Regions from separate parts of the Homo sapiens genome. Here region 2 is linked to region 1. A link is a loop called in an ENCODE intact Hi-C map of the cell type or tissue named here. Cell type or tissue: heart right ventricle. All regions are shown on one strand. Each heading gives the region's core, and the rest is flanking DNA. Links, peaks and the distances in the headings are about the cores only. Region 1 overlaps CSNK1G1 (casein kinase 1 gamma 1). Region 2 overlaps ZNF609 (zinc finger protein 609).

The links. A loop is a pair of places that touch in the nucleus more often than their neighbours do. Peaks named below come from ENCODE experiments on the same cell type or tissue, not always from the same donor. Only the 100,000 strongest peaks of a DNase experiment are listed, where the experiment ranks them.
Region 2: a loop joins it to region 1, with 5 times the contacts of the local background. A loop is called at or near these places in 22 of 110 quality-filtered maps.

What each region holds. Positions count from the first base shown.
Region 1 is chr15:64,202,541-64,215,221 of GRCh38, reverse strand. CSNK1G1 (casein kinase 1 gamma 1) reads left to right here. Exons shown (of 12, transcript NM_022048.5): 6 at 1,098-1,332; 7 at 7,628-7,713; 8 at 10,273-10,357; 9 at 10,633-10,781; 10 at 12,033-12,140. Among named protein-coding and RNA genes, the nearest start is that of PPIB, 46 kb to the right of the region's middle. In heart right ventricle, for the core only: a CTCF peak has its summit at 5,291 (motif pointing left); no DNase peak of the experiment used is centred there.
Region 2 is chr15:64,670,939-64,683,619 of GRCh38, reverse strand. ZNF609 (zinc finger protein 609) reads right to left here. Exons shown (of 10, transcript NM_015042.2): 5 at 7,364-9,704; 6 at 5,138-5,504; 7 at 3,260-3,435; 8 at 2,758-2,974; 9 at 2,233-2,311; 10 at 1-1,928. The coding sequence ends at 2,238. It also overlaps the pseudogene RNU6-549P. Among named protein-coding and RNA genes, the nearest start is that of OAZ2, 26 kb to the left of the region's middle. In heart right ventricle, for the core only: a CTCF peak has its summit at 2,005 (motif pointing right); a DNase peak (open chromatin) is centred at 2,000; H3K27ac peaks cover 1,213 bases.

The DNA.
Region 1 (12,681 bases), core at 2,641-7,640:
AAAAAAAAAAAAAAAAAGTTAGTAGAAAAGCTTAGTAGATAGAAATACTTAATAAAATTTGAAATGCTTTTATGATTATTATTTTTGGTTATATTTAACTTAACATAAAAACTATAGCCCTGGCCAGGCATGGTGGCTCGTGTCTATAATCCCAGCACTTTGTGAGGCTGAGGTGGGAGGGTCACTTGAGGCCAGGAGTTTGAGACCAGCGTAGGCAACATAGACCCCATCTCTACAAAAATAATCTGAAAATAAATTTAAAACAACAACGATGAACTGTTTCGGCCAGGCATGGTGGCTCATGCCTGTAATCCTAGCATTTTGGGAGGCCGAGGAGGACGGATCACCCAAGGTCAGGAGTTTGAGACCAGTGTGGCCAACATGGTGAAACCCTGTCTCTACTAAAAATACAAAAATTAGCCAGGCATGGTGGCATGTGCATGTAATCCCAGCTACCCGGGAGGCTGAGGCACGAGAATTGCTAGAACCCAGGAGGCTGAGGCTGCACTCCACCCTGGGTGACAGAGCAAGACTCCGTCTCAAAAATAATAATAATAATAATGAACTGTTTCCCTGTCTCTGCTGCTAATTAGCTATGTGATGTCAGGCCAGTATTAACTTCTCTGGGCCTCACAACATCGAAAACTGGGTTGGGTAGTCTTGTCCAAATAAGCATAAGAAGATGTGGGCAGAAGGTGAATGTAGCAGTGGCATTTGTCTCAAAGGTCACCAACAGTTTGATATCCTACCTGGGAATACTTCTTTTGTCTCAAATGCTTAATTTTCTGACGTAGCATATAAACAACTGATTTCATTTGTCATTTGCAAATTGTGACATTATGAGGTAAAATTGAGCTATCATTTTAGCAGACCTGTACTATCCCACTTTTTTTCCTAGTCTTGATATTTGTTGTGTACGTATTTATAGCAAAATATTTTTTTGTTTACAAGTCAGTGAAGTGACTCAGGGCGGTGAAAGGAGATGAATTTTACTGTTATTTCAATAATTAAAACCTTGGTCTGGCTAAAGAAACTGTTTTGATGTATTTTCCTGATATACTTCTTTACAGTCTTTCTATCATTTGTTTCTCTTTCAGCTTTCTCGAATGGAATACGTGCACTCAAAGAACCTCATTTACCGAGATGTCAAGCCAGAGAACTTCCTGATTGGTCGACAAGGCAATAAGAAAGAGCATGTTATACACATTATAGACTTTGGACTGGCCAAGGAATACATTGACCCCGAAACCAAAAAACACATACCTTATAGGGAACACAAAAGTTTAACTGGAACTGCAAGATATATGTCTATCAACACGCATCTTGGCAAAGGTGTGTTTTTTTCTGTTCCATGAAAGGGGCGAGTCATTAGAACAGTTTATTATTTCTGTAACATTATATCCCCATTGTGCATTACAACTTGTGGTTTTTATTGTTTCACAAGGTTGAGTGATTTTTATACATGAGAAGTTGAGATGGTAAGTTAATGACTTTTCAAAGAATCCTATAGACTATGCATAGGTTCTTAATTCTTTACACTGTTTCCAAATGTTTAGTTTCTGAGCAGTGTGAGTACTTGAATTATTGTAAAAAGAGGATAGCATTTTAATGAGTTTAGTAATGAATTTGGTATTTACTTATGTATGACCCTATATATGATAGTCCTGAAGAGGACATCAGGCTGGGTCAGCGGTGGGGAAGAGTGCCTCACTAAAAATGGAGTAGACTTCTGTTCACTGCACATAGTTCTGCACAGAAGTCTTCAAGGAAGAGCTTCTGTCTTATTCAGTGAAAATATACTTGGTTTACCATTAGTCTTGCAATTTACTCAGGATAAACAACCTGCACAAATATTGTTAAATGCTCTAATCAAGGCAGAAGACCTTACCTGTGAGGAACTAGCCCAAGGGGGAGAGTATTTGTCAGAGAAGCCTAAGGAACAGTGGGGAGACCAAGCAGGCAGAGCCCTAGGCTTATCCACTTCAAAAAAGCCTCCCTTTTTTATGTTTCATATATTGGGCTTCCATGGAAGATTCTATTTGAAGAAAAGACTCCTAGGTGATTGAAAAAAACATGTTTGAAAATCAACATTCTAGAGAGTAGACAAGCAGAATATTCTCAGATTCCATACTCCTAGGCAGAAATAATTATAAAATATTCTTAAATATTAGTGAACTATTGCACACTAAGATGTATTTTATTTTATTTATTTTTTTGAGATGTAGTCTCGCTCTATCACCCAGGCTGGAGTGCAGTGGCACGATTTCGGCTCACTGCAACCTCTGCCTCGCGGGTTCAAGCAATTCTCCTGCCTCAGCCTCCCGAGTAGCTGGGATTACAGGCATGCATCACCACACCTGGCTAATTTTTGTCCTTTTAATAGAGACGGGATTTCACCATGTTGGCCAGGCTGGTCTTGAACTCCTGGCCTTAAGTGATCTGCCTGCCTCGGCCTCCCAAAGTGCTGGGATTACAGGTGTGAGCCACCGTGCCCAGCATATTTATTTTATTTTTAGAGACAGAATCTCACTCTCACTCAGGCTGGAGTGCAGCAGTGTGATCATAGCTCACTATAACCTCAGTCACCTGAGCTGGAGAGATCTTTCTCAGCCTCAGTAGCTAGGGTTACAGGCGCATGCCATCATGCCCAGCTAACTTCTAAATTTTTTTATAGAGATAGAGTCTCACTGTGTTCCCCAGGCGGGTCTCAAACTCCTGGTTTCAAGAGATCCTGTTGCCTCAGCCTCCCAACACACTGGGATTATAGATGTGAGCCACCATGCCTGGCCTGCACATTAATAAGTATTTTAAAGACTAATGTAATATCTACTAAGTTCCCTCATTGAGTAAACTACACAGGTTATTCACCTGAGGAATTCAAGTGATAGTGAAGAGTAAAAAATGGCATTACAAAGTAGTATGATACAATTCGATTTGAAATTATGATGTTATCAAGATTTTTTCAGTAACCACATGGAAATCCTCACTTAAGTAAATGTAATACTTTAAAATTAGACTAGAGGTCCTCTGGTACTTACTATCAGCGTTACTTTGGACAAGTTACTTAATCTCACTGAAACTCCTCTGTAAAATGAGGGTAATGCTTCACAGGGATATTTTGAGGGTTGAATGGATAATATATGTGAAAGCACCATGTCTGACATAGGTCTCTTGCATAGTGCTCAGCATCCCCTTCTTCCTTCACAATGACAAGTAATTTTCCATTTTACAAGGAAACAAAAACTGTATCTTAAATAATAAACTTAAGATTATGTGGTTTAACTGACAAACTCTAGAAGTTGTTTTAATGCCCACTTCCTGGGCTCAGCCATTTGTGTACTAATTTTATTGTTCTTAAGAGGAAAGACAAGAACAGACAAGGGATGGGTGTTCATGTTATGTTTGTATAAGATACAGAGTAGTGGTTAAGAAAAAGGATGCAAATCCTGGCGCTCTTTCTTAATAGCTATGTAATTTTGATCCAATAACCTTCTTCCCTCAGCCTCGGTTATCTCATGTATAAAATGGGTATGATAATTATGCCTGTAATATATGGTTCTATGAGATAATGTATGTAAAATGTTTAGCATAATGCCTGATAATAGTAATATCAGTCCATATTGTAATTATCCCGATTATTATTTATTCAACAAAATCTGTTTTAAGCATCTACTGTGCATCAGTCTGTTTCATCTCTTGGTGTACTGCCATTCCTGCCGGGACTTTTGAGTTTACCCCCAGACTTGGCTTACTGAGTACCAGAGTTTTTCAGGTCAAATCTAACCTGTCATCATATTTTGTGCTCTCTGCATTACAGAGAATACATAAAGAAAGTTGTCACTGCTTTTTAAACTCTTTCCCATGCCTCAAACGATAGAAGTTTTTGTAGGAACTCTAATGCTATTGGTTTTTAAATGTGTTGCATTTTTTTGTGTTGCAAAGAAGAAATGACTGAGATGTGTATTTTCAAATGGCTTTGAGAAAATCACTTCTTAATTTTACAGAGGAGGAGGACAAGAGAAGAAGCCTCCTAAACCTTGCATTAGTTGCCACATCAGAGTAGCCACACTTACTTAGTCCATTTTGTGTTGCTATAAAGGAATACCTGAGGCTGGGTCATTTTATAAAGAAAAGACCTTTAAATTTGGCTCAGGGTTCTGCAGGCTGTACAAGAAGCATGGCACTGGCATCTGCATCTGGTGAGGGCCTCAGGGGCCTCATGCTGCTTCCACTCATGGTGTAAGGGGAAGGGGAGCAGCCAGCATGTGCAGATCACATGGGAAGGGGGGTGCTAGGCTCTTCTCACCAACCTGCTTTCTTGGGAACTCATCCCTAAGGGAGGTCGTTAATCAGTTAATGAGGGATATACCCCCATGACCCAAACACCTTCCATTTGGCCCAGCTTCGAACATTGGGATCAAATTTCAACGTGAGGTTTGTGTGTGTTGGGGGGTCCGGGGGAAGGACAGAAATCCAGACCATAGTAGCCACCTTCCCACTGATTAAGCTTTTACTGAGAAGCCCAATTTATATTATTTAATGGTTGAAATTAGGGTGAGAACACTGGGTTACCTTGCTCCCTGCCTTCAACAAATATATTTAACCTAAAATCAGGGATGTTATGCATGTAAACCAAGCACATCTTTCTGATTGGATGAAAGCACACCTTTCAACCAATCAGAAGAATTGAAGAATTTTGTGTCCTGCTGGTCTCACTGGTATTGGAAACCTTTCTTCTTTGAAAATGAAAATATGCTGCATGAAAAAATGAGGGCATGTAGAAATAATGAATTGGACAAGTGTGGAGTGTTCAAAGTCGTATGAAAATAAAGCATGCTCTGGTTTTCACTCTTATTTTTTTCCTGAAAGGCCCTAAAGGCTTAAGTTATCAGATTATTTTAGAATTTTAGAGCTGGAAAATGACTTTTCAAATTCTCCCCAGATTGAACACTTTATTTTCAGATGAGGAAACTGAGACCCAAAGTAGGTGACTTGACCATGCTTAATTTCACTGGATTAAATTAGTGGAAAGGATAAACCAAGATCTAGATACCTAAATCGTTGAGCTGATTTAGGTACCCTTATTTTGGGTACCTTATTTAGGTACCCTTCCTGATTTAGGAACCCTTATTTTTCCTATTGTCCCATATTCTATAGTTCTTTTTCATAGTTCTCAGGATTTGAAAAGTTACTTTATTACTTATTCCAGTGAGTTTTAAAAATATATTAATCTCATAATTTATTTTGCTGTGAAATCTTTTTTCTGTAGGCCTGATCAATATTGAAAATGTGGAGAGTTTTCGCCCTCTAGTGCTCAACTGTTTAAAATTCAAACATTTGTCCAGTGAATTTTTAATAACCAAGGGGCTTCTTGTTACAGGAAGTGGATATAAAAATGGAGAGGCAATGAGTAGGTGTGATACAGTATGAGAAACTGCAGAGTCGTTTCTCTATCTGCCCTGCTTTGTGGGAGGCCTCCACTCAACTCTCCTTGTTCTTTTCTCTTTTTCATTTGTGCATCCTTAGGTTGTGTCAACAAACTGTTTTTGTATAACTGCTTTTTTTTTCAATTATGAATATTTTATTGCAAACTTCAGACAAGCCATGTAGACAAAGGATTCTGATGGTCATGCTGTTTTCATTCTTTTTAAGATTGTTTCAATTGTTGTATACCAACTCAGTTTTATGTTATTTATCTCTGTCAGGGTACCTCTCCTTCCCATTAGTAACCATCTTTTTACAACCTCCATCAAATCATTATTTAAAAAGTTGCCTTTTCTTTCTTCATCTACCCTGTAGACTACTATTCTTTTTCATGCAAATTCCCTATAATTTAAGGCAATAGTTAAACATGTTGCACTTCTGTATTTTGAGTTAGCTGAGTGGCTTTCTCTGGCTCTCTTGGGTTTTACTTTCTGTACAAAGAAAGCACAATCAAGTTGAAGGTAGCCTCTTAGTCTTGCTTCTGTAGTTTATTCAGATAAAGCCCTAAACTTGATTCTGAAAAATAAACACATAAAATGTCTGAGATGGGCCAGGTGTGGTGGCTCACACCTGTAGTGCCAGCACTTTGGGAGGCCAAGGCTGGTTGATTGCTTGATTGGCCCAGGAGTTCAAGACCAGCCTGGGAAACATGGCAAAACCCAGTAACTATAAAAAATACAAAAAGTAGCCAGGGATGGTGGTGCATGCCTGTAGTCCCAGCTAGTGAGGAAGCTGAGGTGGGAGGATCACTTGAGCCCAGGAGGGCGAGGCTGCAGTGTCCAAGAACATGCTACTGTACTCTAGCCTAGGCAACAGAGCGAGACCTTGTCTCAAAAAAAAAAAAAAAAGAAAAAAGAAATCTGAGACTAAACCATAATTGGCAAATTCAAAATGAATGCATGGACTGGGTGCAATGGCTCACATGGGTAATCCCAGCAGTTTGGGAGGCTGATATGTTAGATTTGCTTGAGGCCAGGAGTTTGAGACCAGCTTGAGCAACATAGCGACATCCCATCTTCACAAAAAATAAAAATAAATAAATTAGCCGAGTGTGGTTCCACACACTTATATTCCTAGCTACTCAGCTGAGGCAGAAGGGTCCCTTGGGCTCAGGAATTTGAGGCTGCAGTGAGCCATGATCACAACACTGCACTCAAGCCTAGGAAACAGAGCAAGGACTCTGTCTGTAAAAAAGAATAAAGAAACGAAGGTGTGTACTACTTAGATTCTAACAATCAAAGAATGTGTAGGATGTTTTCTGAGATGAAGTTGCAGTTTTTTGTTAACTATTTTGCAGTTCTTTGTCATCTTCACCTTCCCAATTAAAAGGAGAGAAAAACCCAGCAACTTGTTTTAGATACGCTTCCAGAATGCAGGGACTTTGATTTTTTGTTTTATTTTGTTTTGGGATGAGGTCTCATTATGTTGCCCAGGCTTATCTCGAACTCCTGGGCCGAAGCGATCCTCTCACGTCAGCCTCTTAAGTAGCTGGCACTACAGATGTGTGTAGCCTTACCCATCTAATTTTGAGGAGACCTTAGTAATAAATTCTAAAATGTTTTTGAGGTTATAGGACATGGTACAAATTGAATGGGAGCCAAGAGAGTATGTACTGATGTTCATTGATATGAAACTTAATTTTAAGTGTTAATTTTTATGATGAATAAAAAGCACTTGGCATGTTTGCTAGGCATTTTGCAGCTTGTATCTTTGCAGGCCTAGCCAGAATGGACTGTTTTAACAGTTTGGGTTGCTTAATCTGCTGCTCACTCTCTGGTGGTAACTAAAAGGTAATTGTAGCCCATATACTGGAAATAGCATTTCATTAAAATTTTATCACTTTCAGGAAGGTGACAGCATTGAGTGAGGGGTGGAAATTCACTGTTTAGTGATTTGGGCTTGGTTTTAATTCAGAATTTGCTCTTTTCTCTTGATATTTACTTACCATCAACAGATCTAGGCAAAGGAAGTACACATCGGTTTAGGGTTTTGATCTAAAATACTATCCTTGGTTTAAATATACAAGTAATTAGTAAGCAGAGCCTTTCCAGAGCCGAAGGGTTTCTGAAGGGATTACTTGGTTTTGAACCTCTTTCTGCTTTAATAACTGCAAACATAATGTGTGATCTGTCTTCCCTTTTAGAGCAAAGCCGGAGAGATGATTTGGAAGCCCTAGGCCATATGTTCATGTATTTCCTTCGAGGCAGCCTCCCCTGGCAAGGACTCAAGGTATCCTTGAAAGTGTTCAGTGGAGGGCTTTGTTTCAATGCTCAGTTGTTAATGAAGGAGCCTCTGGCTTCATGTTTTTAAGAAATGTGTAGGGGGCTGGCCAGATGCGGTGGCTCATGCCTGTAATCCCAGCACTTTGGGAGGCTGAGGTGGGAGGATTGCTTGAGTCCAGGAGTTTGAGATCAGCAACATAGTGAGACCCCATCTCTATTTAAACATAAACAAATAAATATTTTTTTAAAACAACACACAAAAAGGATTATTGGCTAATTGGCTCTGGAGATAAGAAGCAGGGACTAATTACATTAGTCTACATTATAAATGCTCTCCTGGGCTTTGGAAACTGTTTTGTTCACATTTGTCTTCCGTTTCTTAATTTTTCCTTGTTCTTGGATTTTCCATGATCTTTTCCCTCATTTCCTCCCAGGCTTGACAGTGCTGCTTTTCTCTCTGTGTTGGTATTCCTCCTCCACTACCATTATGTAGCAGGAGGAGTGTTCCCAGTATGTAAGGGAATTTCTGGAACAAATTGTTGACAACAGCTGCTACACATTTTACCAGAAAGGCCAGCAGGGTGTACTCCTCAGGAAAACTTGGAAAATATTTGTTTATCCTATGTAGGCTAAGAACTCACCTGAACTAAAATGAAAATCCAGGTTTAAGATTGCTTTTCAAGTGTATTATTGAATAAATGCCTATTCAGACAATATCTATTCATTGCAAAATGTGTAGAGTTTAAATAGCCTTCCTTAGGTAGGTGTCAGTACAGTGGTTACATGTCAGTTTACTATTATAATTATGAGCATTATCATTACTCTGTGCCTTTGGCTGTTTGGCTAGGAAATGGTGAGCTTCTAACCCATTGTAAGTCCCATTAGTATCTTGTGAGACTTTTTTTTTTTTTTTTTTTTTTTTTTTTTTTGAGACAGAGTTTCACTCTGTTTCCCAGGCTGGGCTCGCTGCAACCTCCACCTCCCAGGTTCCAGCGGTTCTCCTACCTCAGCCTCTTGAATAGCTGGGATTACAGGTGCATGCCACCACGCCCAGCTAATTTTTTGGTTTTTGTTTTGAGACGGACTCTCGCTTTGTTGCCCAGGCTGGAGTGCAGTGGTGCAATCTCGGCTCACTGCAACCTCCGCCTCCTGGGTTCAAGCAATTCTCCTGCCTCAGCCTCCTGAGTAGCTGGGACTACAGGCACACGCCACCACACCCGGCTAATTTTTGTATTTTTAGTAGAGACGGGGTTTCACCATATTGGCCAGACTGGTCTCAAACTCCTGACCTTGTGATCCGCCTGCCTCGGCCTCCCAAAGTGCTGGGATTACAGGCGTGAGCCACTGCACCCAGCCAATTTTTTGTATTTTTAGTAGAGACGGGGTTTCACCATGTTGGTCAGGCTGGTCTCGAGCTCCTGACCTCAAGTGATCACCCATCTAGGTCTCCCAGAGTGCTAGGATTACAGGCATGAGCCATCGCGCCTGGCCCAAGACATATTTTTTGGTTGTAATTTATTTCAACATATTAATATGGAAAGAAACTTAATCAGTAGTTTGGGGTACTCCTACACCCCCTCTTCCAGAAAGGCAGGATGGTTCATTTTGCTGTAGGCTTTCTAGACTATTGTCCTAAAACGTAAGACTTCCACCCATTCCCTTTGAGATTTTATTTCTTCACTCTTAAATTCCTCTCCTGTCATATACATCTTCTCATTGATTTTTATAGCTTTCAAATAGAGTTTCATGTCAAACTTGGTCATCATACAGCCACACAATGCATTAGTGTATTATTAATTGCTTGAAACTCTCTCGTTGTCCATAAATCATTTTAGTGGTAGTTGTAGATCTAAAATTTCTCCTATTTACTTCAGAACACTATTGCTTAAGTCTGAGTGCAGCAAGCTAGGTAAAGCCTGACAAGAATTCCCTAGGAGCCCACTGTTGATCCAGGGTTCAGAAGCCCTCTGGCTATAGCTCTGAGCATACCAGACTTGGGCTGCTTTTGAGTTACTGACATACACCAAACCTGTTAGCCATGGCTGTACCATAGACAACTTTTTTCCCTCTGGAAGCACATTGTTGAAAGACATTTTTCAGTTATTGTTTTTTTTCTGTTCAAAGTCTCAATATATGTGTAGTAGAATTACTTATCTGTTTCCCCCACCTGGATTAGCAGTACTTTTAGAGCTGATCTAAGAGAGAATGCTGAATCATATTGAATTATGGTGGCCATGGGATATTACTAAGCTTCTGCAATTTTGAAAATATTGGCCACATAATATTGTTATTTTCTTATCCTAGCCACTCATCCATTATATTTGATGGTGTTTATCTGAGACAACTAAATATTTTCACAAGTAAAATTTTCCAGAACACAGCAGATGTTTGTATATATCTAAATATATAATTTCTACTACATTTCTTATTTGTTAGTGTTAGAAAAAAAATCAAGACCAACAAATACTGCGAATTTGAGTGAAACAACCATTGTGTCCAAAAACATATTGAATCTCCCATGTTTAGGCCCTCTTTTAAAGTAACTTTCTCTCTTTACTCTCTACAGGCTGACACATTAAAAGAGAGATATCAAAAAATTGGTGACACCAAAAGGAATACTCCCATTGAAGCTCTCTGTGAGAACTTTCCAGGTGGGATGCTAAAAAGACATTCCAGTGTGACTGAGCTTTGAAACTAGGTAGAGTCCATGACTGGGTATCTCTAGATAGGGGTGCTGTTTAGGTAATTAACATTTCCTTTTGTGATACAGACCAAAGTAGGTTTTATCACTTTTATTTTGTCAGTAAAGAAAACATCAGTGTCAAATTGTCTGTATAAATAACCCCTTTGTGGCCCAATGCTTCCCCACAACTGCTATGGAAAGCATTCAGCTAATGAGCAGGGCCTTTCATCTCTTTCCTAACAGAGGAGATGGCAACCTACCTTCGATATGTCAGGCGACTGGACTTCTTTGAAAAACCTGATTATGAGTATTTACGGACCCTCTTCACAGACCTCTTTGAAAAGAAAGGCTACACCTTTGACTATGCCTATGATTGGGTTGGGAGACCTATTGTAAGTATCCTTTTTTTTTTTTTTTTTTAACCTCATTACCTCCTTTCTCCAACCAGCACTGCCTCATGCCTTTACTTGCCAGTCTTTCTGCTTGAATCTTTGGTAAAAATATTCCTTTGATCGTAGACTGTATATTTACTAGCCTTGTCTGGGTGTTGCCATAGGTTGCTCTTACTAGTTCAGAAGTAGGAAGTATTTTTTCCTAGTAATATAGGAAGATAATAACTTGTGTGTCCTAAGATAACAGAATTTAAGCCCAGTTTTTAGGAGAAGTTTCATTTGAATGATTCAGAAGTTTGTTTGTTTGTTTGTTTGTTTTCCCAGGCTGGAGTGCAATGGCGCCAATCTCGGCTCACTGCAACCTCCGCCTCCTGAGTTCAAGCGATTCTCCTGCCTCAGCCTCCCAAGTAGCTAGGATTGTAGGCACACACCACCACGCCCGGCTAATTTTTATATTTTTAGCAGAGACGGGGTTTTGCCATGTTGGCCAGGCTGATCTCAAACTCCTGACCTGAGGTGATCTGCCCTCCTTGGCCTCCGAAAGTGCTGGGATTACAGGCGTGAGCCACCACACCTGGCCCCATGATTCAGAAGTTGATGCCACATACGCTGTTAATGTACTTGACCTTTGTAGCAGTGGAACCCAGCATCATAGGAAGCTTTTGAATTTGTTGTTCTGGTCAGGGGTTCACAGGGCCAAACAGATATCAGTGGAGGAAATTTTTTTTTTTTTTTTTTTTTTTTTTACGGAGTTTCACTCTTGTTGCCCAGGCTGGAGTGCAATGGTGTGAACTCAGCTCACCGCAACCTCCGCCTCCCAGGTTCAAGCGATTCTCCTGCCTCAGCATCCCGAGTAGCTGGGATCACAGGCACGCGCTGCCACACCTGACTAATTTTGTATTTTTAGTAGAGATGGGATTTCTCCATGTTGCTCAGTCTGGTCTCGAACTCCTGACCTCAGGTGATCCACTCACCTCGGCCTCCCAAAGTGCTGAGATTACAGGCACGAGCCACCGCGCCCGGCCCTGGTTTTTTGTTTTCGAAGGTAAGCTACTCTCCAATGAACTATTAAGGACCAGGCTGCCTCCCTTTTGCAGATGAGCAAACTGAGAAGACAAGACAACTTGAAAGTGCTCTTGGTAGCTGAAAATAATTACTACTACTCTATTAGAATTAGAATCATTCTGTCCTTTGCATATGCATCAAGTTGGACCTGTTTCCCCCATTTGACTTTTTGTTTCATTTTTCTAGCCTACTCCAGTAGGGTCAGTTCACGTAGATTCTGGTGCATCTGCAATAACTCGAGAAAGCCACACACATAGGGATCGGCCATCACAACAGCAGCCTCTTCGAAATCAGGTATGTGTTGATCCTCCATTCTTTCAGACACTACCCTTCTTCTTGGCTAATATTAAAACCCAAATTCTTCAGCTTCTCCGCTTTAGTGTATGTACTGAAAATAAAGATCAAATGCTTGCCATTTCTTACAGGTGTGGTATGACTTTCAAGCAACCCTCAGGGCATGTATAGTTGCACTGAGATGTGGCCAGGTGCCCTATATGAAGCATCCAGTCTAAAGAGTCAGCCTGGCCAAGTGCAGTGGCTCATGCCTGTAATCCAAGCACTTTGGGAGGCCAAGGCAGGTAGATCACTTGAGCCAGGAGTTCAAGACCAGCCTGGGCAAGATGGTGAAACCCTGTCTCTACATAAAATACAAAAAATTAGTTGGGCATGGTGGCACGTGCCTATAGTCCCAGCTACTTTGGAGGCTGAGGTGGGAGAATCACCTGAGCCCGGGAAGTCAAGGCAGCAGAGAGCCAAGATTGCTTCCGCATTTGCACTCCAGCCTGAGTGATAGAGTGAGACCCTGTCTTAAAAAAAAAAAAAAAAAAGTGTGTGG
Region 2 (12,681 bases), core at 1-5,000, 470 kb before region 1:
GAGGAAAGGGAGGTCACTGCTCAGAGCACTGCCCATGAGGGCAGCAGAAGGCAGAGGGAATGATGGGTATGAGGGAGGCTGTTTTGGGGCCCTGCCAAGAGGTCTAAAACAATGGTTTTTGGGGAGGACTCAGAACCCAACTTGAACAAAAACGAGGAGGCAGAAACCTAGGGAAAAGGCCTGTAGATCAGAGGGGATCCTCTTGAGCAGATGGTGACCCTAAGCCTCTCAAGTGTAGGGTTCCAGGGTCCTTGGAAATCAACTACTACTGGGCATTGTGCTTACTGTCCCCTATTTCCCATTTTCCAAACTGAGTCGGAGCCAAGTTCCTGCTCCTAGTCACTTTTGGCACTCTGGTCACACACTCCCTTTTCCAGCCTACACTGGTGTCTGTCAGTCTTTATCTCTCTCTCTCAATCCAGAGGGTCATGGAAAGATAGGAGGGGAGAACAGAGGGATGATACCTCAAAAGCCAAGTAAGCTAAGCTCCCCACACCTTGGGGAAGACATGACCCCAATAAAGCTACCAAATCATCCTCACTTTCCCAGTACAAAGAGTATAAAGCTTCCATTGGGAGACTGCATTTCTAAGGAGAGCAGAGAAATGTTGGCTGCCTCAAAGCACAGCTCCACTGAGTACATTCTGAGACTCTAATAAGTAATGGCTTGGATGTGTTATTCCAGGGTCTAAGGAACAAATAACCTCCCATGGCCAGTGGCCCCTCAAACAAAATATGTGTTACCAAGAAACACAGCTTATATTGGCCCACATGGAGGTTATAGACTGAGCTATATAAAATCATGTACTTGTAGACAGAGGAATTGGGCTGTATATATCTGTGGCCTCAAATGAGGAAGATATCAGATGGCTAGATGACAGGACATCTCCAAGAACTGCTGGGTGCTCCCAGGGGCTGCCTTCTGGGCCTTGCCCTAAGGTGACCTGGCAGACTCCAAGGTTCCCCAAGCTGGGGGGAATACTAGTTTATCTGCCTGAGGCTTAAGAGCCAAGCAGTGGAAAAGAAGAGGCAAGACCAGTGTGGGGATCCCCCTGGGAAAGGCACCAAGGGGTTAGGAGGGAAGGGAAAAGGGCAAGGAGTTGGGGAATAAGAAGCAGCAGGACTTAGTGGGGACGCAGGTTCTACTTCACAGACGTCATTCATGCTCCAGCACCAGCTTGCTCCCAGTGTCCCTGGGGAGCCCTGTGCTGGTGTTGGAACCCCTGCCCCCTGCCTCACAGGCAGCTCAAGGCCATGTTGGGGCAGATGCCTTGGTCTTCCTTTCCAGGCTAGGTTGTGAGCGTTTATATGTGCTCATGTAAATGGGGAGAAGTCTCCACATTTGAAGACCTTGTTTTCACAATTATGTAGAAAACAACCCCCAATTTCTTTCCTGAGATTCTAGTTCCTCCACATGCTGCCAATTCCCAGGGTGCAAAGCACTAGGGAGATGCAGAATCTGGTGATGGTGGTAATGATGGTGAGGGGTATGGCTGCTGTGCTGTCTTCAGACCTTACCCAGTGCTTGGGGGTGGGGGTCCCTCCCTGGTGGGCGGGGGGGCTGGTACTGCTCCAGCAGCAGACCAAGGGCTTGGGGAACAGAGCAGTGGCTTCTCTGGGCTGAGGCCATGTTCCCCTGGTTGCTTCCCGTGCCTTCATCTCCACAGAGGCCACAATAGTCATAACTGTGGCTGAGAGAATAAATATTTTTGCTAAGTACCAGCTCTCCAGCTCCTGAGGAAGAGGTAGGGTCAGGTAGTCCGGAGGTCTGGTGGAGGTGAGATAGCCAAGGGTCTGCCTTCAGTCATGGTGGAAACGGCAAACAGGATGATCAACACCATTTAACTGATGTCTAAACGGCACCTTCAGCACCTCCTTGGGTAAGCCAGTCCGGGCCCGTGAAGCTGACTTTATCCGGGCACTTGGTGTCTGCAAGGGAAACATGGACAGATAACCAGGCACTCAGCCTGTTGGTAAAAAAACCACAAGGTGGCACTCCAAGAAAATGAATTGTAGGAGTGGCCAGTACTGGTCCCTAGGGGACACTGTGTTCCACAGGTCCTCTCAGATGCACATGGCTTCACGGGAGACTCTTGTACAAGAGGCTTGGCCAGGGTTCCATGGATTCCAGACTGCTGACCCCTCATAGCTATTTCTCACCTAGGGATTCTGTGATCCAGGTAGCAACTATCCCGGCTTTATGTGTTGCCCCAAATTAATAAAAGTGACTTACCATTCTCACCTCCTGGGGGGTGGGTAGAGTGAGGGAGTTGAGCCTTGTTGGCTGGCAACAATGGCTGTAGAAGAAAGCCCTGAATAAGCAGGAGAACATGTTAGTGTAGCACTCACAGAAACCTTCCATTAATCTTTTTCCCTGAGTTTTGGGGTGCTGACAGAAAAAAAAATCTGATACTCAGCCAGATATATTTGCTGGAGATAGATAATAAGGCTCTATTTCTCAGCTGATTGTTTCTCTTTGCCTTTGGGGAACACCTGTTCCATATTCTTCTGACTATCAAGGCCAGTATTCTGGAGGAATTTAAGAGTCCCCAAACTCCAAGGGAGGAATAAATATCATATGCTTTAATGACTGCAGGAGGTTAGGACTGTGCACAGATTAGAAGCTCAAAAAAAAAAAATTAAAAAAGGATTCTTATGAGGCAGGTAGGAGGGTCCTAGCTGTGGACATTACTACTGGGATGAAGATAAACAAAACAAAACAAGACAAAACAACAGGTGGTAGGGAAAACAGGCTTACCTGCTGCATAGGGTAAGTTGTACTGTGCTGGGAGCAATGAGTACCCCAAGTGGTGGTGGTGGTGGTGTGTGGACATCAGGCGCTGGGAAGGAGAGGTGCGGGGCCGGTCAACACTCCGTTCACCCCCACTTGCTCCCCCGACGCTGCTACAGCTGCCACCACCCCCAACCACCCCACAGCCTCCTCGATCTCTCTCCTGAGAAGTTTTATCACTTATCTGGAAAGGAAACCAGAGACACAAAAGCACTATAGTGAGACACATATGCATACAACCACACACACACACACACACACACACACAAGTGAGATGCCCAGGGTGCCACCTTATGACCCCTAAAAGTGCAAGATACCTAAGAATAAAGAAGATGCCCTGGGGGCTGCCAGTGTCAAGTCAGCCAAGCTGCACTGTGGTCAGGACCTGAACTTGCCCACCTTCTCCCAGACCCTGGATCTGGCCTTACTAGTCTTTGGGTAACAGCCAGCATCACTGTACTTTTCTTACCGTGGGAGACTTGCTCTTGTAGTGACTGGCATGCTGCTGCAAGATGTCCAGGGCTTTGGACTCTGAGCTGGATTTACAAGTCACACTGGGGCTGGCTCGTGCCTTGTCAGCATCTTCACCACCTGAGACCTTGCTGCCATATGGGGAAAAAGAGTAGCTGGAAGGCAGGTAGGAACCTGTGGAAGGAGAAATCAAACAGTCAAAGAGATGGGAGAGGTAGAGGAAACTCTGCTTTAGTGAGCTTGATTGGGTGGGCATCAGCTTTCCTAGGCACAGGCTGAGGTATTTTCTAACATAGTGTCTTTGGCTGAGACTGTTGGCTTGACCTTTCTTTACTGAGCTCTACAGGAAAAATTAGCTAAGGGATATTAGGAACATGGCCCTGTTTCCTGCTTCCAACTTCCATAGATCTGATACTGTTCTTTGAACTGGTCTCAGATTCATCTTGGAGAAGTGATATGATAAAGTGGAAAGATCACACTTATCTGGAGTCAGAGCCTTGGGCTCAAAACCTTACTCTGAGACTTACTAGCTTGGTAACCTTGAGCAAATAAATAACTGTTTTGAGCTTCAGTTTCTTCATCATCAAAAATGAAGATATCAATACTTATTACTTAAGGTGATAGGGAGGATTAAAAAAGATAATGTCTATAAATCTCAGAGGACAGCGCCTGGCTCAGGGCGAGCACTCAACAAATGCAACTATGATTTTTATATTGATGGGTGTGAGTGACAGGGATAAAGGAACACCTCAAGGGTAAGAAATTTCCTATTTCTGTTTGAAAAGCTTATTTCTATTTAGAGTGTGCTTTATAATAATGTCACCAGAATGTTGAGACTATTTAGGCTGCTGTAGGAAGCTGGAGGCTCTAAGGAGTGAGGCTAAAGCAGTGCCCTTCCACCCCAGAAGCACCCCACATGGTTCTTTGGGCAACAAAACGAGTAGAGTTAAATAAGAGCATTTTCTTCTAACAAGTTAAAAAACATTTAAGGCCGGAGCGGTGGCTCATGCCTGTATCTCAGCACTTTGGGAGGCCAAGGCAGCCGGATCACCTGAGGTCGGGAGTTCAAGACCAGCCTGACCAACACGGAAGAACACCGTCTCTACTAAAAATACAAAATTAGCCAGGAGTGGTGGCACATGCCTGTAATCCTAGCTACTTGGGAAGCTGAGGCAGGAGAATCGTTTGAACCCAGGAGGTGGAGGCTGTGGTGAGCCGAGATCACGCCACTGCACTCTAGCCTGTGCAACAAGAGTGAAATTCCGTCTCAAAAAACAAACAAACAAAAAACATTTAAACACTATAAAGAGCTTGTCTTTTCCAAGCTGAATCTAGCAGGACCTCCCCCCAGTCTGACTTCAGATGGCTCTTCTTACTTGACAGGTGAACATGATCTGGCAACTGAATCCATGCATTGTTATGGTTTGCATTTTATTTGTTCTTTGTGTCTCTCCACTATGATTAAGCTGTAAGCTCCGGGAGTGGAAGGAACTCAATGGCTCTACTTCTTTTGTACCTCCCACAGTGCCTAGCACACTGCAAAACGTGGAGTATATGGTTTACAAATTCCAGCTGAGGGGAGACAGCAGTGACAGAGAAGGAGTTTTACCTTTAGTTAGCAATGAAAACTGACTACAGAGACAATCCTTGAGCTGGAGCAAGGGAGAGAGAGGTAGTCACACAGACTATCATTATGGGTCATTCAAGGAACTATGGGTTATGGTGGCCACCTCACAGAATGACTCAGTGAAAAAAGGTCCGTCATCTAAGCGAGCCTCAATATGCCTTGGGGCTGAGCAAGAAAACTCTGGATGTGAAATCTGTGCTTCATTCCCCCTTCCAGTGAATGGAATAGTGCTGGCACTTGGTGCTGTACCTGGGTAGTTCTGCATCATCACAGCAGGCATGCTCCGGTAGCTGGGGTGGTTGGGGTCGTAGGACTGACTGTAGGAATAGCCGTGCATGTAGGGGATGTAGGACTGGTGCTGGGTAAGTGGGGAGGACACAGGCACATGGACACTTGGCCGGGGCTCCTTGCTCCCAAGGCGAGACTCCTCTGACGTGGGCAGCTTGCAGTCACTACTTGTGCTTTCCTTCCCATCTTCCTTGGGGACAGAGTCCTTACTCCGACTCCTTTCCTCCTTCAATTTGCGGTCCCGCTCCTCCTTCCACCGCTCATCCTCTGACTTGATGTCTGAGTACTTGGCAGGATAAACATATGTCCACATCCGGGGCTCTGCCTCCTACAACAATCACAGAACAACGACTGGGTGTTGTACAGATAAGACAGATATACTTCAAGCCCAAGGTCCCAGTAGAACCACCAGAGCAGATAATTAGTACTAGACACCTGGGGCAGAGTAGGATTTTGGCCTCTACTGATCTTGTTTATAATCCAACTCTGCTCCCTTTTGGTTAAAAAGCCCCCGCCCCCACCTCTGCACCCACCCACAGGGAACAAGATGGGGCAGGGGGAGAAAAGGAAAATCCATCCATGCATCAGTGGATGTTTTCTAGGTAAGAACAAGCATTCTGGGAAAACGACTGAAATAGGAGAGGCTGCCCCTTCCAATATGTTTAGATTGTTTCACTTTTTCAGAGCACGCTCAGGGACTGGAAAGCTTATAAGTGACACTCAGATCAGAGGAGGGAGGGAAGCATAACTATTATACCAAGAGGGAAGGGAAGACATTCTAAGTCTCATGAGCAGAGCAAGATATGAGATTCCAAGTTCCTAGTTCTAACTCAACCTATAAAATCCTTGTTAAAGAAACTCAGTAACTGAGTATACTTTGGACCTACTCTAAAAAATAGAGAGACCATCAATAACTCATTTCATAGGAACCAAACAGTGGAGGAAACACGGACAAGGAATCGAGATACCTGGGTTCTAATCCTGGCTCTGCTAGTGAGGTCTCAAGTAACCCCAGACAAATTAAGCTAACTTGTCTGGGCCTTTCCTGTCAAATGGAAAAAACACCTGCTATGGATATAAAAGTGCTTTTTAAAAAACATTAATATGAATCCCTGTGCTTTGGGAGGCTGAGGCGCGAGGATTGCTTGAGGCCAGGAGTTCAAGACCAGCCTGGGCAACATAGTGAGACCCCTCTCTACAAAAAATTAAAACATCATCTGGGTGTGGTGGCATGCATCTGTAGTCCTGGTTAATTGGGAGGCTGAGGCAGGAGGACTGCTTGAGCCTAGGAGTTGGAAATTGCAGTGAGCTATGACTGCATCATTGCATTCCAGCCTGGGCAACACAGAGGGACTCTGGTCTCTATAAAAACATAAAAATAAAAAAAATTACGACTGGGCGCAGTGGCTCACGCCTTAATCCAGGTACTTTGGGAGGCCGAGGTGGGTGGATCACAAGGTCAGGAGATCAAGACCATCCTGGCTAACATGGTGAAACCCCGTCTCTACTAAAAATACAAAAAATTAGCCAGGTGTGGTGGCGTGCACCTGTAATCCCAGCTACTCGGGAGGCTGAGGCAGGAGAATCGTGTGAACCTGGGAGGCAGAGGTTGCAGTGAGCTGAGATTGCGCCAGTGCATTCCAGCCTGGGTGACAGTGCCAGACTCCATCTCAAAATAAATAAATAAATAAATAAAATAAAATAAAAATTGGCTGGGTGCAGTGGCTCATGCCTGTAATCCCAGCACTCTGGGAGGCTGAGGCAGGTGGATTACTTGAGGTCAGGAGTTCCAGACCAGCCTGACCAAGATGGTGAAGCCCCATCTCTACTAAAAATACAAAAAAAATTAGCTGGGCATGGTGGCGTGTGCCTGTAATCTCAGCTACTCGGGAGGCTGAGGCAGGAGAATTGCTTGAACCTGGGAGGCGGAGGTTGTAGTGAGCCAAGATTGCACCACTGCACTCTAGCCTGGGCAACAGAGTGAGACTCCATCTCAAAAAAAATAATAATACTAAAATAAAATAAAAAACATTAAAATAGTTTACAAAGGTAAAGAATCCTTAAAATTATACATCTCTCCTGCTAATCTCAATTCCGTTGAACCCCTGTATAAGGACAGCCCTTATTTGTGAGGAAGATAGACGATTACCATACGGTATTTCCACTTCCTCCCAGGGCAACAGTTACCTGTCGGTACCAGAGTATTGGATCCATCTCTGCCTGTCGACCACACTCAGCACCTGTCTTGGCCTCAGAGGCCTCCTTGCTTAGGTGGCTGGCATCACTCAGCTTCACTTTAAGGCCTTCAGGGGCCTGGCCCGGGAGTTTTGAAGAGTCATCTAACTTGGGAATGATGACTGATTTGGCTGGGTCAGCCCCTGGCTCCTTGGCCTTGCCAGGTCCTGATTTCACCAGGTCTGTCAGGCTGGGGGCCTTGGTGAGAGTTGGTGGAATTGACGGCTTTTGCTTCCACTCTTCCTTGAGTGCTGCCTCCCGCTCCTTCAGGCCCATCTCTGCCTTCTTGTCCACTCCCCGCTGCTGCTGCTCTAAGCTCTGGCGTTTCTGCTGTTCTTCGTACTGCTGCCGGTAAGCCGTGTTAGTGCTCAGAAGGTGGGTGTGGTAACTCTGGTCGCTGTAGCCATAGGGGGGTACATAGGCATACTGGTTGTAGTACAGGGACTGCATGTACATATTGGGACGCTGCTGGATGACCGAGGGCTGCTGACTGGAACTGCTCAGCTCGGGCTTCTTTTCTTCACAGATATCGTTCTTCACTTTCCCTTCTATGCTCTCAGGTTCCTCATCCCTTTTTGTCTTCAGGGCCTGGCTCTCCACTCCTGCCTGGCTGCTGGGGTTCAGAGCCCCAGGGCTGGACTGTGCATAACTTGGAGAATAGTAACTCTCAAAGCCTTGGTAATATGGTGAGTCTTTGCTCTGAGGCTGAGGGGGAAAAAGAGTTTTCTTAGCCCCTTCTTTAACCAACTGTTCGGCGTCCTTTGATTTGACACTGTCTACCTTGCCCTCCCCATCCTCCCCAGCATCAGAGATGTCAGAGTATGCAGGGCTGTTGGTTTTGACTGAGCTGGCTTCAGCTCCATTCTGGGTCACCACATGTAAGGGAGTCAGGGGCTGAGTAGGGGTAGTGTTTTCAAGGCGGCTACTGCCTCCAATGGAAGGGCTGGGGGCATTGTCCGTGAAACTGTAGATCTTGTCGGCTTCAGCCTTGATGCTAGCCAGTCGGCTTTGGTGGGGGTCTGATGAGCCATTTAGGAGCCCCTCCATTTTCATCCCATCTCCTGAAGATTCCCTGAATGGGCTTTTGCCTTCCTCTGCTCGACACACCTTCCCAGGGGTCAGAGGACTTTCAAGTTCCTTTGAAGATTCCTTCTTTTTTTTGTCTTTCTTTTTCTTGTCCTTGGCTGGAGTCAAGGCAGGGTTGACTGTGAAAGGTTCTCCCATAACAGTGGGCTTGGGCTGAATGGGCTTGAGTTGGGGACTGTTGGGCATGGCTTGTGCCACTGTGGCGGTCAAGCCTGAGGAAGAGCCTGGGCTCGCTGCTGTGAAGGTGGCTGTCTGGAAGGTGTAGATTTGCTGTGGGGGGATGGCAGGGGCAATGGGACGGGCTGACTTTAGGCTCTTGGAAGGAATCTTTTCAGGTTTTAAACTAGAGGGTTTTTTACATTTTTCTTTTTCCATACACTTCCTTTCTAAAGAATCAAAGGCATCATTGCTTGTTTCATCCATCACTGAGGGTCCATCATCAGAGCCATCATTGGATAAGGCCCCAAGGTCTGTGTCCCCTTCCCCACTCAACTTTTTCTTACAGAGGCCTTTTGTGCTGAATTTGCTTGAAGGAGAAGGGCTATGGGGCTCTACAAGTCGAACTTTGGGGGTAGCTGAGCGGGCAGGGGACAAGGAACCTTTTTGTGAGACAGATGCACCGTTGCAGCTCCCAAGATCTGCATGGAGAATAGGTTCCTCTCCGTACTCACTGTCCCCATCCGCTTCCGGCTTGCTGTCATCATCTGTATGGGCATGAGCTTGGTGGTACTTAAGTCCATTGATGTGCTTGTACTTCTTGTTGCAGTTTGGGTGGGGACAGTCAATTAGGACGGGGGAGGGGCAGTTTCTGTCCAGAACAGTGGGTTCTACCTTTGTCCCAGGAAGGGGGCCAGTGGCTGAGCCCATGGAATTAGTACGGACACGCTTGCTCCCTTTGGAGTCCTCTGAGCTAGAATTCAGCTCCATGTCTGAAAGGGGTTTGTTTTTCCGCTTATTAGCTGAGGAAGGGCTGGCCTTGACATCCTCAGAAGTGCTGCTGGCAGGTGGGCGGTGCTCTGAAGAATTCTGGCTGCCCCGACGGCCTTTGCTATTGGCTCCTGCCCGGGTTTTGCTGCTGTTACTGGTCCCTTTGCTGTCAGAGGCTGTGGCTGTCTCATTGACAGGTGTATTACTGTTGGGACGCATGCGTTTGCCTCTACCCCGGCCATTGCGCATTTCCAGGTCACTGGTCGGGGAGTCACAGAACCTTGGCAAAGGATAAACACAACAGAATATTATTAAGAAGAGAAAACATCTTCAAAGCAGTTTAGCTGTAGCCTCCAGAACTGTCCAGATGGTGACTATCATTTTCAATGAATATGATTTGTTAAAAGAAATTCTGATTGTGAATTGCACTAAATGGTGAACTCCTGGGATACACGTTAGCTGCAAATTATTCCCAAACATTTACCTCTAAAACCATGCAGAATCTGTTCCGTAAGATAGTCAAGTCAACATTTCCTATATACAGCCATAGTCATGGTTTCAGAAAAGATGTTAGAGATCATACAGGAAATTGAGGCCAGGCATGCTAAATGACTTGTCCAAGGTAACATCACTGATTAATGGCAACATACAACAAGACTCTAGCTCTACTTTTAGCCCAATGCCTTTTTCTTACATACCTCACTATGAAGATATAGAAAGGTAGAACAAAGCACCTATCCATTTAAGAGTTCCCTAAACATCAGATATAACCAAGAGTACATGAGTTCTTTGAATGTCTGGAGATCTGCACCTAGGGGTCACTCCTCATAGGCCCTAAAGTAGCTTTTCATGGAGCTTAAAACACTGCCTAGAATTAAACCTTTAGCTAAGATTGGTTCCCTTGTAAATCTAAAGATGGTTTTGACTCTCTTGTTCCAGGGGGCAGCTGGAGTAGGTTGTTTCTAAGACAGTGGGAACCATAGCTATTGCAGAAAAGAGGCAAATTTTGTCAAATATCTCCTTTGGGTTCCCAGAACAGTTCTACTGTAAAGCTACTTACTGCTTCCTTGTTATCAACCTACTCACTCAGCTCCTATCTCTCTGGATTCTTGCATGCCCAAAGCAGAAATAAGTCCTTCCAATAGGTTTCTCAGAAATGCAAAGGGAGGGCATAAAGAACTTTACTAACTTGTTTTAGCTCATATGCTTCTGATTCTTTTTTTTTTTTTTTTTGAGATGGAGTCTTGCTCTGTCGCCAGGCTGGAGCGCAGTGGCACGATCTCGGCTCACTGTAACCTCCAACTCCCTAGTTCAAGTGGTTCTCCTGCCTCAGGCTCCCGAGTAGCTGGGGTTACAGGCATGAGCCACCACGCCCAGCTAATTTTTGTATTTTTAGTAGAGACGGGGTTTCACCGTGTTGGCCAGGATGGTCTCGATCTCCCGACCTTGTGATCCACCCGCCTCGGCCTCCCAAAGTGCTGAGATTACAGGCGTGAGCCACTGCACCTGGCCTGCTTCTGATTCTTATCAGGGCAACTATTATGGTCTGAATATAGTCTTTTTTTTTTTTTGAGATGGAGTGTTGCTCTGTCGCCCAGGCTGGAGTGCAGTGGAGCGATCTCAGCTCACTGCAACCTCCAACTCCCTGGTTCAAGCGGTTCTCCTGCCTCAGGCTCCCGAGTAGCTGGGGTTACAGGCATGAGCCACCATGCCCAGCTAATTTTTGTATTTTTAGTAGAGACAGGGTTTCACCATGTTGACCAGGCTGGTCTCGAACTCCTGACCTCAGGTGATCCACCCGCCTCAGCCTCCCAAAGTGCTGGGATTACAGGCGTTAGCCACCGCACCCAGCCTGAATATAGTCTTATAAAAGTCTAAGCCTTGGGCTGGGTGCGGTGGCTCATGCCTGTAATCCCAGCTCTTTGGGAGGCCGAGGCGGGAGGATCACGAGGTCAGGAGATCGAGACCATCCTGGCTAAAACGGTGAAACCCCGTCTCTACTAAAAATACAAAAAATTAGCCGGGCGTGGTGGCGGGCGCCTGTAGTCCCAGCTACTCGGGAGGCTGAGGCAGGAGAATGGCGTGAACCCGGGAGGTGGAGCTTGCAGTGAGCCAAGACTGCGCCACTGCACTCCAGCCTGGGCGACAGAGCGAGACTCCATCTCAAAAAAAAAAAAAAAAAAAAAAAAGTCTAAGCCTCTAGAAACCTGGCCCAGCATCTCTGAAAATTAAGAGGCATAAATAGCCCTCGGTAGAGAATAATCACATCTGAGAATAAGAAAGTGGTATGGAATCAAGAACTTTAAAATACCTTTCCTTGGGACATTTCTGCCCATCTTTGTTTCATGGGAACAATGGGCAGATGAAGGTTTAAGATACTTTTCCTAAAAGAACTGTTCAGATAATAACTACCATTTTCAATGAATATGATCCAACAAAGAAACTTGTGACTGCATGGGAATTGCATTAATTGGTAAGCTCCTAGGATGTTACCTGTATGTTAGTTGCAAGTTACCCTCAACGCCTGGATTTCCCAAACCCTGACGAACTGAGTACTAATATTAGGAAAAAGCTATAAGGGGCCATTGATTGAAATATCCATCTAAAGGTCAAATTGCGACATGAAAAGGTCCTTGTGAAACCCGTATGTTCTAGTAGAGTTTATAAAACTAAAAATGTTCTTGAGTTCAAATTTCTGAGAAATAGCTATCATCAATGAATGTTTGCTCACCCATGGTTAGATGTTATAGCTTTGGTCTCAAGGTGACTTTAATAATTCCAGTCAAAGTGCATCCCCTCAACACTTCACTTTTTTTTCCTAATTTTAAAAATATAAAACACTTAACGAATCTGCATGTCACCCTTGTGCAGGGGCCATGCTAATCTTCTCTGTATTGGTCCAATTTTAGTATATGTACCACTGAAGTGAGCACCCGCTGAACACTTTATTTTTTTTTAATTAATTTTTTTTTTTTTTTTTTTTTTTGAGACGGAGTCTTGCTCTGTCCCCCAGGCTGGAGTGCAGTGGCGCGATCTCGGCTCCCTGCAAGCTCCGCCTCCCGGGTTCATGCCATTCTCCTGCCTCAGCCTCCCGAGTAGCTGGGACTACAAACGCTCGCCACCACGCCCGGCTAATTTTTTTGTATTTTTAGTAGAGATGGGGTTTCACTGTGTTAGCCAGGATGGTCTCGATCTCCTGACCTCATGATCCACCCGCCTTGGCCTCCCAAAGTGCTAGGATTACAGGCGTGAGCCAC